Regions from separate parts of the Homo sapiens genome. Here region 2 is linked to region 1. A link is an interaction called in ENCODE POLR2A ChIA-PET data of the cell type or tissue named here. Cell type or tissue: GM12878. All regions are shown on one strand. Links, peaks and the distances in the headings refer to the core of each region. The heading gives the core; the rest is flanking DNA.

Region 1 (5,000 bases), core at 1-5,000:
TACTGTCAGTGTTGAAGATTTCGCAAGACTTGGTGTCCTTTTTAGACCCAGAAGTCAAAGTCCTGTAACTCAATGTCACAAGGACTTTAAAAGCACATACAGAAAGATACACAGCTGTAATAACGTTAATTAATTTTTTTAATCTCAGTTTTTTTTTCTAAGCAAAACCAAACTTAATAATAATGGCATAGGAATTATTTCAATAAAATGTAAAATCTGTAAGGCCAGTTACCAAAAGGCAAAAGGAAAGACCTTCTGCAATGCAAAGAATATTATGTTGGAAGAAAACATGTCCTTTAAACTTTTAAGAAAACCTTGTTAGCATCAGGCCACAACAAACAAAACTTGAGGGGAAAAAAAACTTCTATGAGTTGAAATGAGTTGAAGGAGACCATTGCTATTTCATGCCCTTTAAAAAGAGAGAGAAAACTGAAAACGGTGAGATGCAATACAAGTTGAACATTGGGTAAAAAAAGAAAATTAAAATCTCTTATAATTTCTTAAGAGCAAATCAATTACTTAAGAAAATTTTATTGCTCTAATCAATTATTTAGTGTATAAGTGTTTTTTTACATCAAACCCAATATCTAGAAATACCATTATAATTTCCCTTTAGTTACAGACAACTTGATCATATAAAAGTTTTTTTTAATAAAACCTCTTATTGTGACTTAGACAGACCATTCATGACATGCTTGAACTTTCTGGTTTGTCCTAAACATCCCTTCTTCTTAAACAGCCAGGCATTTTATTGTAGGACTAAATTTACCATACAAGATTCTTTCTCATATAAAATTATTTCTCTTTAAGCTTTCTTACCAAAAAATATCTCTTTATTTCTATAACTTTCTTTATGTCTCTTATTTCCTGGCTCCTTTTACATTGTTTTATTCATAACCTTTGAATAAGCTTTGAATTAGACAAAAATTGCTCACCTTTTTAAACAGGGCACTTGGTTTTTAAAAAGAATGTTATTCTACAATATATTTTTATTGGAAAATACCCAGATAATGAAATATCCATTATATAATTTAATATAATGTTCAATTCTAAGTTACGACAAGTTTGTCTACAAGTATCCCATTACATTTACCTAATTATTTTATTTTAATCATTTACCTAGATTATTTATGAAAACTGCAGTAGTCATTGTTTAAAGTTATGAAATTCACCATTGCAAAATTCTAACTGAGACAGTGAAAAAGATAAGAACTAATTGACTCTGTCTTGCTTGTAATCTCCAAGCAGTCCTTATTCATGCCTGGACTTTGGAAGGAACTTAGTTTTTAGTTTAGCTTTGAAACAAAGATGATAACAGTCCTTTCCCAAAACAAACCTCCTTACTCTTTGTGGGCTAGGCTGCCTAAAGCCACAAGAAATAATTCAAGATGTAGCTATTTTCATTAAACTTATATCAATGTCTTATTTATTAAAAATTACACAAGCAAGGATCATTCTGTTTGGGGCTGGGTTTATAGTTTTGTAACCCCTACACCAAATTTTGACACCTTATAGTATTTGGCAGGGATAAGTATGAAATTGCTTGATTGATAAATGCAAACAAAAATGTATGCTGGCAATTCTTAAGACATTTCTGATTTATTTATTAAAGATTTTACTTAAGTTACATAAACTTGAAGAAGCATTTGATGAGTCCTTTCTTTTTTCCTGATAAAGTATTTGATTCAAGCATTTTATTTTTCTTAAGCCAATTAATTAGAGCTCTGTTATATATTTTCAGTACTGAAACATTGAGTACACAACACATAAATATATAGACATATGAGGTGTGCCCTTAGAAGTACATTTTATAAATTCATAAAGACATTTTGTTTCCCATCTTAGACTTTCAAATTCTTGATAACCTATTTCAATAGGTAACCTGTATCAATTATTGATAACCATAGGCAGTTGTCAGCTAAATAGTCTTAAATGTGCTTATTAAAGGAAACAACTCAGGTGAAAATCAACTAGAGAAATTCACATTACAGGTTACGGAGAGAAAAAGTCTAGTGTGATAGAAGGAAATTAAAATGAATTTAATTGCCCATTAAACATAAAATTATAGAAATTATAAAGGCCTTTTAAATATATACACACACACATATGCAAACACACAAAGATCCTTTAGCTTTTACTTCAGAACTTTAGTCATGAGATAAATACAAATTCACTGGCTTGCAAATAAAAAACCTGTTGGATCAAAACAGTGGTTTTTTTATCTTAATGGAAAAATAACAGCAGATTTAAAGCAGGCAAAAAATAAAATACAGAAAAAGAGAACTTAGGAACTCTGTAGTTTGCAGCAATCTTAGGGCTCTTTTCCCTTAATGTAAATGGGCACAAAGACCATATTACTTCAATTTTACATAATCTCTGGCAAGTAGAGGTGCCATAAAACCTACAGTGTGCTTGCAAGGGGGTCATTCTCCTCATTTTCTCCTCATTCTTAGATTATTTGTTTACCATTTTTTTTTTCTTAAAAGGAGGAACTGAGCTGTGGCCTAGAGTTTTTGTGTGGTGTATTAATGTGTGCTGCTTGTGGGCAGGACTCCACAGTATGTCACCACTGAGTCATTTCCACCCTCTTACAGGTCTCAGTTTCTCTCTCTCAGAGGTCTGTGACCTCTGAGAGGGCTCAAAACACCAGGTGATCAGCCCTTATATGTGTTTTTTGGAGGATCCCTTTTTTTAAATTAATTTTTTTGGGGATTTCCCTTCAGGGTCACTGCACACTGCAGAGGGTCAACCACCAAGGGGCAACTTTCGGCTCCCTTTCTCTTCAGAGCTGAGAAAACTCAGTTTCTCATTTACCTATTAACACAACAATTCAATTCCTCACATAAATGCACACAGACAAGCTGAATCAAGATTAATTTTAGGATAAAAAGCAATAGAGAAGACCCTTTAGAATGCATCTCCAAACTAGAATTAGGATCCTTAAACAATAACTTCCTAGGAGAGAAAAAAAGGGAAAAAAAAACAGCATACACCACTTCGTGCAAACTGTTCTCAGCCACCCCTACTTTGTAGCTCTCATCCACCACTACACATGCCAAAGTCAAGTCTTCTCACAGTACAAGGTGATTTCTGGTACCCCCAAAGCCAAGGAGATCAGGTCATGCAATACAGGAAAACAGAGCTTTAGACCTAAGAAGAATCTGCCCATGACTCTTGAAACTTCACAAAGAAGACAAAACACCCCAAAAGGGGTGAGTGGCACCTTTGTTCTGAATTCTTTAAAGGTGTTCAAGTCATTAGAAGCCTTCTCTAGTTTTTGTTTGTCTGTTTGTTTTTGTACTGCAGATGGCAAAAACGGAAGGAGGTAGGGTGGAAGAAAAGTAAACAAAAGAACTTTTTTTTTTTTTTTAAGACAGGAAGCAAACACAGAAACCAAGTGCATGGGTTTCTTTTGTTTTTTGTTTTTGTTTTCCTTGTTTGCAACTGCAAGGAATTTTGGCCAAATTAGAGAGGTTTTCTTACCCACAATTTGGAATTCTCACTTAGATCTGACCAAGTCAGTTAGAGTTGGTCAAATCTGATGAGAAAAAGGCTGGAACAAACAACAACAACAACAGAAACCCACAATATGATCACTGAGTGCCATAATGGTAAGGAGAAATTAAGACCACCTGGTTGTTAAACTTCAGCCAAGATAAAACCCCAATTCAGCTACTTACCTACGGATGGGTCTCAGGCTGAAGACTGCTTTCTACCATCCTAGAAGGAGGGAAAAAAAAACCCTCAAACTCATCTTCCTTGCTGGGAGTGAGTTCAAACTCCATAAAGGAGTTACCTGCCTTCCATCATCATGGAAACAAGAAATCTTGCCTTTTTTGTTGGAACCAAGTAAAACTCCAAAAACAAAAAAGTCGGGGGGTGGGGGAGTTGTACAGCAAAATAAACTTTAGATCTTGACCGAATTTTGGGAGATCAAGGATTCTCTGGAGGGGTAGGTACTTCCAGACCTCAGCAATCGTCATACTTGTTTGAGCCATAAAGTTAGCTCTTGCTGGTACCAAGCACCGAAAGATTTGTCAAAGGTGAGGAGCATCTCCACTCAGAGTCCCTTTGTGGTTACCAAAATGTGAACCCCAAAAATCTGAGACAGGTCTCAGTTCATTTAAAAAGTTTATTTTCCCAAGGTTGAGGACACACACCTGTGACACAGCTTCAGGAGGTCCCAGTGACATGTGTCCAAGGTGGTCAGGGCACAGCTTGGTTTTCTATATTTTAAGGAGACATGAGACATCAATTAATATATATAAGATGTACATTGGTTCCATCTGGAAAGGCGGAACAACTCAAGCAGGGAGGGGGCTTCCAGGTGACAGGAAGGTGAAAGACAAACGGTTGCATTCTTTTGAGTTTCTGGTTAGCCTTTCCAAAAAAGGCAATCAGATATACATTTATCTCAATGAGCAGAGAGATGACCGAATAGAATGGGAGGCAGGTTTGCCCTAAACAGTTCCCAGCTTGATTTTTCCCTTTAGTTTAGTGATTTTTGGGGCCCCAAGTTTTCCAAGATTTATTTTCCTTTCACAAGCTCTATTCATAAATGATTCTGGAGGGACTCCACTAGGGCTCCCCCGATACATTTGATGTTACAAGTATCTTCTTCCCCCTCCACCCCACAGGCTTGCTGCTAGGTTATTCTTACTGTTCCTATGGACAGCTCTATTGAGGTATCAGCAAGATGCCTCAAGCCCCAGCTGCCTTGGGCACCCTCCATCCACAGGATCTCACGAATTCATGCCATTTCAATGCATGGCTATGTACACTGGCTACAGGAGCTCTGCTACCTTTTCCCTACTTCTCATCCCGGTAACATCAGCACTAACTTGTGGTTTGGAGCTGAGATTTTTTCAGACAAGAAAAAGTCATTCATTCCACATCTCTTGATGGAAGAGATCCTGCACCACAATTGTGTAGAAACCAGAGAAACAAATTAACTGTCCACATTACTATACTCCATGAGTAAAGGAGAAAGAAAGGGCTAG
Region 2 (5,529 bases), core at 530-5,529, 370 kb after region 1:
AATTTAATAGAGACAGTCATACTGTAAATCCACCTAGTAATGGTACAATGATAAATTGGATAAATATTTATAACACATTTTGTGTTTCTCCACTGAAAGGCATGCTCTACACATAGAGCGCTAACATTTATTATGTAAATGTTAGGGCTTTTAACTATTAGCCAAGATTGAAAAGTGTCTGATTTGGATGTCATAAAACTTCAGAAGTATTTCAGCTACAAACAGTTTAGAAATCTGATTGTTGCTGTACTGAAAAAATAATGAAGCAATTTAAAAATAATAGAAACATAGTGATCTGCCATTTCCAGTTTCATGATGCTATAAAAAAAGCAGCCAACAAATGTTGGAGTGTTCAATGATGCTGGCACCTACCAAATGTCACTGGGCTTTCACAAGGTCATAGAGACTCTGGTTTGGCTCAGGGATGGTGGTCAGATCTGTCTTTGGAGCCTATGAAGACTATGGAATAGTGGCAGACAATAGGTGCAGTTAAGCCCTGCATAGCATTAACCTCAGCAGTGGTGATACACTTTTCTAAGATTCTCTGGGATAGAGGAGGCCATAGGTATGAAAAAAAAGTGAGACTTTCTTTTTACAGCATCCCATCACAAGCAACTCTAAATAGAAGAGCCTTATAGGCCCACTCTGAGGAGATTAAGATTTCTTCAGATGACTATCAGCTAAAATTGTGTGCTGAAATAACTGCTACTGCAACAGTTGTATGTGTATCTGATTTCTCACAGGCAAAAGCTGCTGGAGAAAAAAGTGGTATTTTTTGTCACAAGAATGTGTGTGTGATTTGTTGCCTTTTTCCCTTTCTCAGCCCTCTCAGTGGCAGCTACTTTGACTCTCATGCATTACATAATGTTCTGTAGAAGTGTAGAGTTTCAGTTATGCCATTTTCAAGATGATTAATGGGAATTGTGCAATTAAAGCTCTTAGGTTCTCTGGGGAAAAAAAAGTCATAGTATCCCAGTGTTTGAGTGGGGGTGTGTTGATATTGCGTCAATAGTGAGGATATTTTGGGATATCGTAAATGTCGCTATTGGTTTCAGTATCTGAGAATCTTCACCATTAAACTTAGGAGTGTTCTACAAAATAGTGCCTAGAACAGCTATTGAATACTCAAGAGGGCTGTTTAAGTAGCTAGAAAAGTCTAACCTAAAATCCCATTTGTGATTAGATTATGCACTGATGAAAAAATGTTTAATGCCGTTAAAAAGAATCTATTACATTATATTCTTTCAGGCCATGGTAAAGTTACAAATTTGAACTCAATAGGCTGTGTGTGTATTTGTATGTGTGTATTTTTCTTTCTTTTATTGGCAGTCTCAATAATTGTTAAGCCACTGTGTGTGTGTGTGTGTGTGTGTGTTTGTGTGAACTTTTCACAGGACCAGGAAAGGGGAAAAATCTACATTTGTTTTATATTGTGTTTCATTTGAAAACATGTTTTATATCTGTGGTAAAGTAATTGAAAGAAACTGGGATTATATCAGTGGAAATATGTTCTTTTTTTTTTTTTTTTTTTTTTTTTTAGTTTGTTTCACTGGTACGAAAAAAATCTCCCAGCTCTTGTGGTTGAATTGAGCTCCATGCATTTGCTGTTACGCTGATTGGGTGAATAAATAGCAATTTACATCTAGAAAGTTAAGCTTTAAATATTGATTAGGATTGCTATATCTACCTTAATTTAGAAGACTAGAGATTGCTTGCCTAGCAAAATAAGAGAATTGCCTCATTTTTTCACCTTCTGTGGGGATGCTAGGCATTTGTTGCTGGTGTTACCTGAAAGACCAATGAAGAAATCAAAACAGTAGAAGTTGTGTTTGATTTAAAGAATAGTTTCTTGCCTTTAAAGATGGTAAAACTATGAAATAAGTACAAGGGTGCTATGATACTAAACACAGACAATTATGTAATAAAAAAATCCTATTTACTTATTTAGGTTAAAGAGTCATGAATATTTGAGAATTTAAACATTAATAGAAAAATTAGTGTTACTACAATAGCAAAGACATGGAATTAACCCAAATGCCCATCAATGATAGACTGGATAGAGAAAATGTGATATCCCTACACCATGGAATACTATGCAGCCATAAAAAGAAACATAGTTACATCCTTTGCAGGGACATGAATGGAGCTGGAAGGCATTTTCCTCAGCAAACTAATGTAGAAACAGAAAAACAAACACCACATGTTCCCACTTATAAGTGGGAGCTGAACAATGAGAACACCTGGACACGAGGGGAACAACATACACTGGAGTTTGTTGGGGAGGGCGAGGCAAGAGATTGAGGGGGATTGGGATAGCAGTAGGAAAAATAGTGCATGCTGGGGTTAATACCTAGGTGATGGATTGATAGGTGCGGCAAACCATTCACTGTGGCACATGTTTTCCTATGTAACAAACCTTCACATCCTGCACAGGTACCCCAGAACTTAAAACAAAAAACAATAGTGTTAATATGAAAATATATTTCCTCCATAGTTTAACATATGATTTAAACATAGTAGATACATAATATTTACTTATTAACAGGATATATACTATGTATATTTACTCTGTGGTATAGTATACTACTTGTAAAACAAATAACAGCATCAAAACAGTGAAATCTCCCTAGAGACTTTTCAAAGAAAAAAATGAATGTAATGTATCTGTTATAACTACTCTAAAAATTTTAGGCTTTATTTTATAGTGCTATAAAAGCTCTTAAGAGTTTATTCAAATAAAACATGAAATATAAATTATGTCATATATCCTAAGTTTTGAATTTGTAACACAAGCAAAATCTGTTTGTAATACATATGCTGCTGTTAGAAATAGGTGCATAATTGGGGTGAGTATATAAGTGTGTATTTATGCATAATTATACACTGTTATATTTGGTATTATGATAACTATTGTTATAACTGGTTATGATAAAATCTGGTATACTAGATACTGGTATAACTGGTATTTTGTTATGATATCCCAGGCAGATGAATACAGCCCCCCACTAAATTCCATGAGGTGTAAAGTGGCGGTTGGCTCTCAACAAAGGGTGATGCTGTCCTCCCTCCTCCCCGCCAAGACATGTCTCAATATCTGGAGACATTTTGGTTTATCAGAACTGAGGGTAGGGGTAATATAGGCATTTAGTGGTTGTAAGTTAAGGATGCTGCTAAACATAGTACAATGCACAGGACAACTCCCACAACAAAAATATATCTAGCCCAAAATGTCAGTAGTGCTGAGGTTGAGAAATTGTGAACATCTTTTTAGGATGTATGTGCTCTTGTAAGCTAACCCAAGTCCTTTACGGAAACAAGTGAGTTATCAGGAAATATACATTTAAGAGCAACAATATACTTCGTGTTAGATGCAGTTATTTTCAGTACTTGCAAAAGCCAGTAAACTGTGATTCTTAGAGTGAATCAAACTCATATCTACCAAATGAAAACATAACCCTGAAGTATATATGTGTGCATGCATATTTATATTTGTATGTATGTGAAGTATAATTTTCTCTTAAAATCATTCACCTTATAAGCTGCCATAAATTTTCTAACACTAGATACTTGTAATTTTTAAATAAATATTTTATATACGTGTATGTGTTTGTGTGTGTGTGTTTATTCACCCAGGCATTAGAATTGATAACTAAAAAGCATGGCAGAGCCATAAAAAACATTTTTTGCAAGTGTGAAATAATATGGCTTGACTGCCAATGTTACTATTTTTGGCAAAAATTTTCTGAAATATTTGTATCATCTTAGCTGAAAAAAAAAAAAATGGTAAGAATTTTCAATAGCTAACTACCAAACTTGTTAGCCAGAGTTTCTGGGCAATATCTGAGCAATGAATACCCAGAAAGTGCTCCAAAAACATTTGCATATATCAGCTATCCCAAAAGGAAATCTTGGTTTTAACAATTTAAATAAATAATTATAGCTTGAACAGTCTTACCAGAAAACCATAATGAAAATTTGAAAAGACTTATGAATATAAGCTAGTAGCCCTGTACTTTTCCCATTGCTCCTTTATTTCCAGAGTCTACTTAAATAGAACTTGGTAATTGTAATCCTGCCACATAGTTACCATTTGGCTGCTTAATAACATGTGTCTTTAGACTCTGACTCCACAAATCACAGTATTCCTTTTAAGTAGAAGAAATATAATTAAAAATGGAAAATTAGTTTTCATTTGGGATTTTGATATTTTTTGCTTTATTAAGTCCAACCAACTTCTAATCGTTTTGTTTTCAATTAGCTAGTTTGTAATTGCATTGCACATAGCTAGAAAATAGCTTTCTCATATTTCTAACTTACCATCTCTAGTTTCATTTAGTTTTATTCTTATTTTGATTGGCTATTAATTACCTAGCTTCCATTATATAATTTATATCTTACTATATATATCACATATGCAGTTTATATATATACTATATTTGTACATATGTAATGTAAAGGTATACTGTATTAAACTGTAATGTTTATAAATGAATCATACATTTATTTGGAGGATTAAACACTTAATCTAAATGTATATTTTCCCTTATTATAGCCACAAAAAAATTATAGCAGTTTGAAAGACTAATGAGATAATTCTTAAATTCACAATCGAACAACTTACAACTTCAGAAATTACTCGATGAATTTATTGAATGACTGTTATTGGTCTCATACAGGTTTTTAAGACTACAAGGGGGAAATTTTGCCTTTTTTGGACAGATTACTTTTAATTGAAAAGTACAGAAAAAATATTACAAAAAATGAACTTGGTGTAGACCAATATTTTATTAATTTTCCTTCTTTCCCTTAAAATATATACTGCATATATTGCAATGATGTCTTTGGAATCTTTGTTGGATTAATTCTATTTTAAAAGCCTCCTTGAATGGAGCCTAAGGGATCTATTAGGCTGGGGCAAAAGTTTTGCCATTAATGGCAAAAACCTCAATTACTTTTCCCCAACCTAATACTATGTAGGCTCTATAGAGTGGCCTGCTAGTCAGCAGGACAGCTCTCCAAAAGTAAGATTTCAGTGTAATCAACAAAAGCAAGGCACAGAAACGTAACGTTGTAAAAAATGTGTTACAATGAGACTTTTTCTTGGTGTATGTGGCAAATACACATTGATTAAGAGCCAAGCTTTTATTACATTATTGATGACTGATATGCATTGTCACTGGGTTTTGCTACCTGTATTATTTTTAGAGCGTTTAACAGATACGCTGCTAAATTGAGCAACTGCTGCTTGTTATTAGCTTGAGAACTTAGAAGAGGAAAGTAACTAATATTTATTGGCTGCCTATTACGACAGGTGCCATTTGTGAGGATGGCCTGTAGTCTTACTAATCTTCATACATCACCAATGAGATGTTATTGTTACTATTATATAGAAAAGATGTGACCACTCAGAGAATTTCACTAACTTCCACAAGGTCACACAGCAAATAAGTAACATAGCTACAATTTGAACAAAGCTCTATTTGATAAAATTATACAGTTATCTCAATAGTTGGAGCTACCTGTACCTAT

The links. Peaks named below come from ENCODE experiments on the same cell type or tissue, not always from the same donor. Only the 100,000 strongest peaks of a DNase experiment are listed, where the experiment ranks them.
Region 2: POLR2A ChIA-PET joins it to region 1 with 6 read pairs; 3 of 35 experiments call an interaction of 5 or more read pairs at or near these places.

What each region holds. Positions count from the first base shown.
Region 1 is chr3:152,037,469-152,042,468 of GRCh38, forward strand. No RefSeq gene overlaps it. Among named protein-coding and RNA genes, the nearest start is that of AADACL2-AS1, 110 kb to the left of the region's middle. In GM12878, for the core only: no CTCF peak of the experiment used is centred there; a DNase peak (open chromatin) is centred at 2,693; H3K27ac peaks cover 905 bases.
Region 2 is chr3:152,405,698-152,411,226 of GRCh38, forward strand. All of the region lies in intron 2 of MBNL1 (muscleblind like splicing regulator 1), which reads left to right. Among named protein-coding and RNA genes, the nearest start is that of MBNL1-AS1, 140 kb to the left of the region's middle. In GM12878, for the core only: no CTCF peak of the experiment used is centred there; no DNase peak of the experiment used is centred there.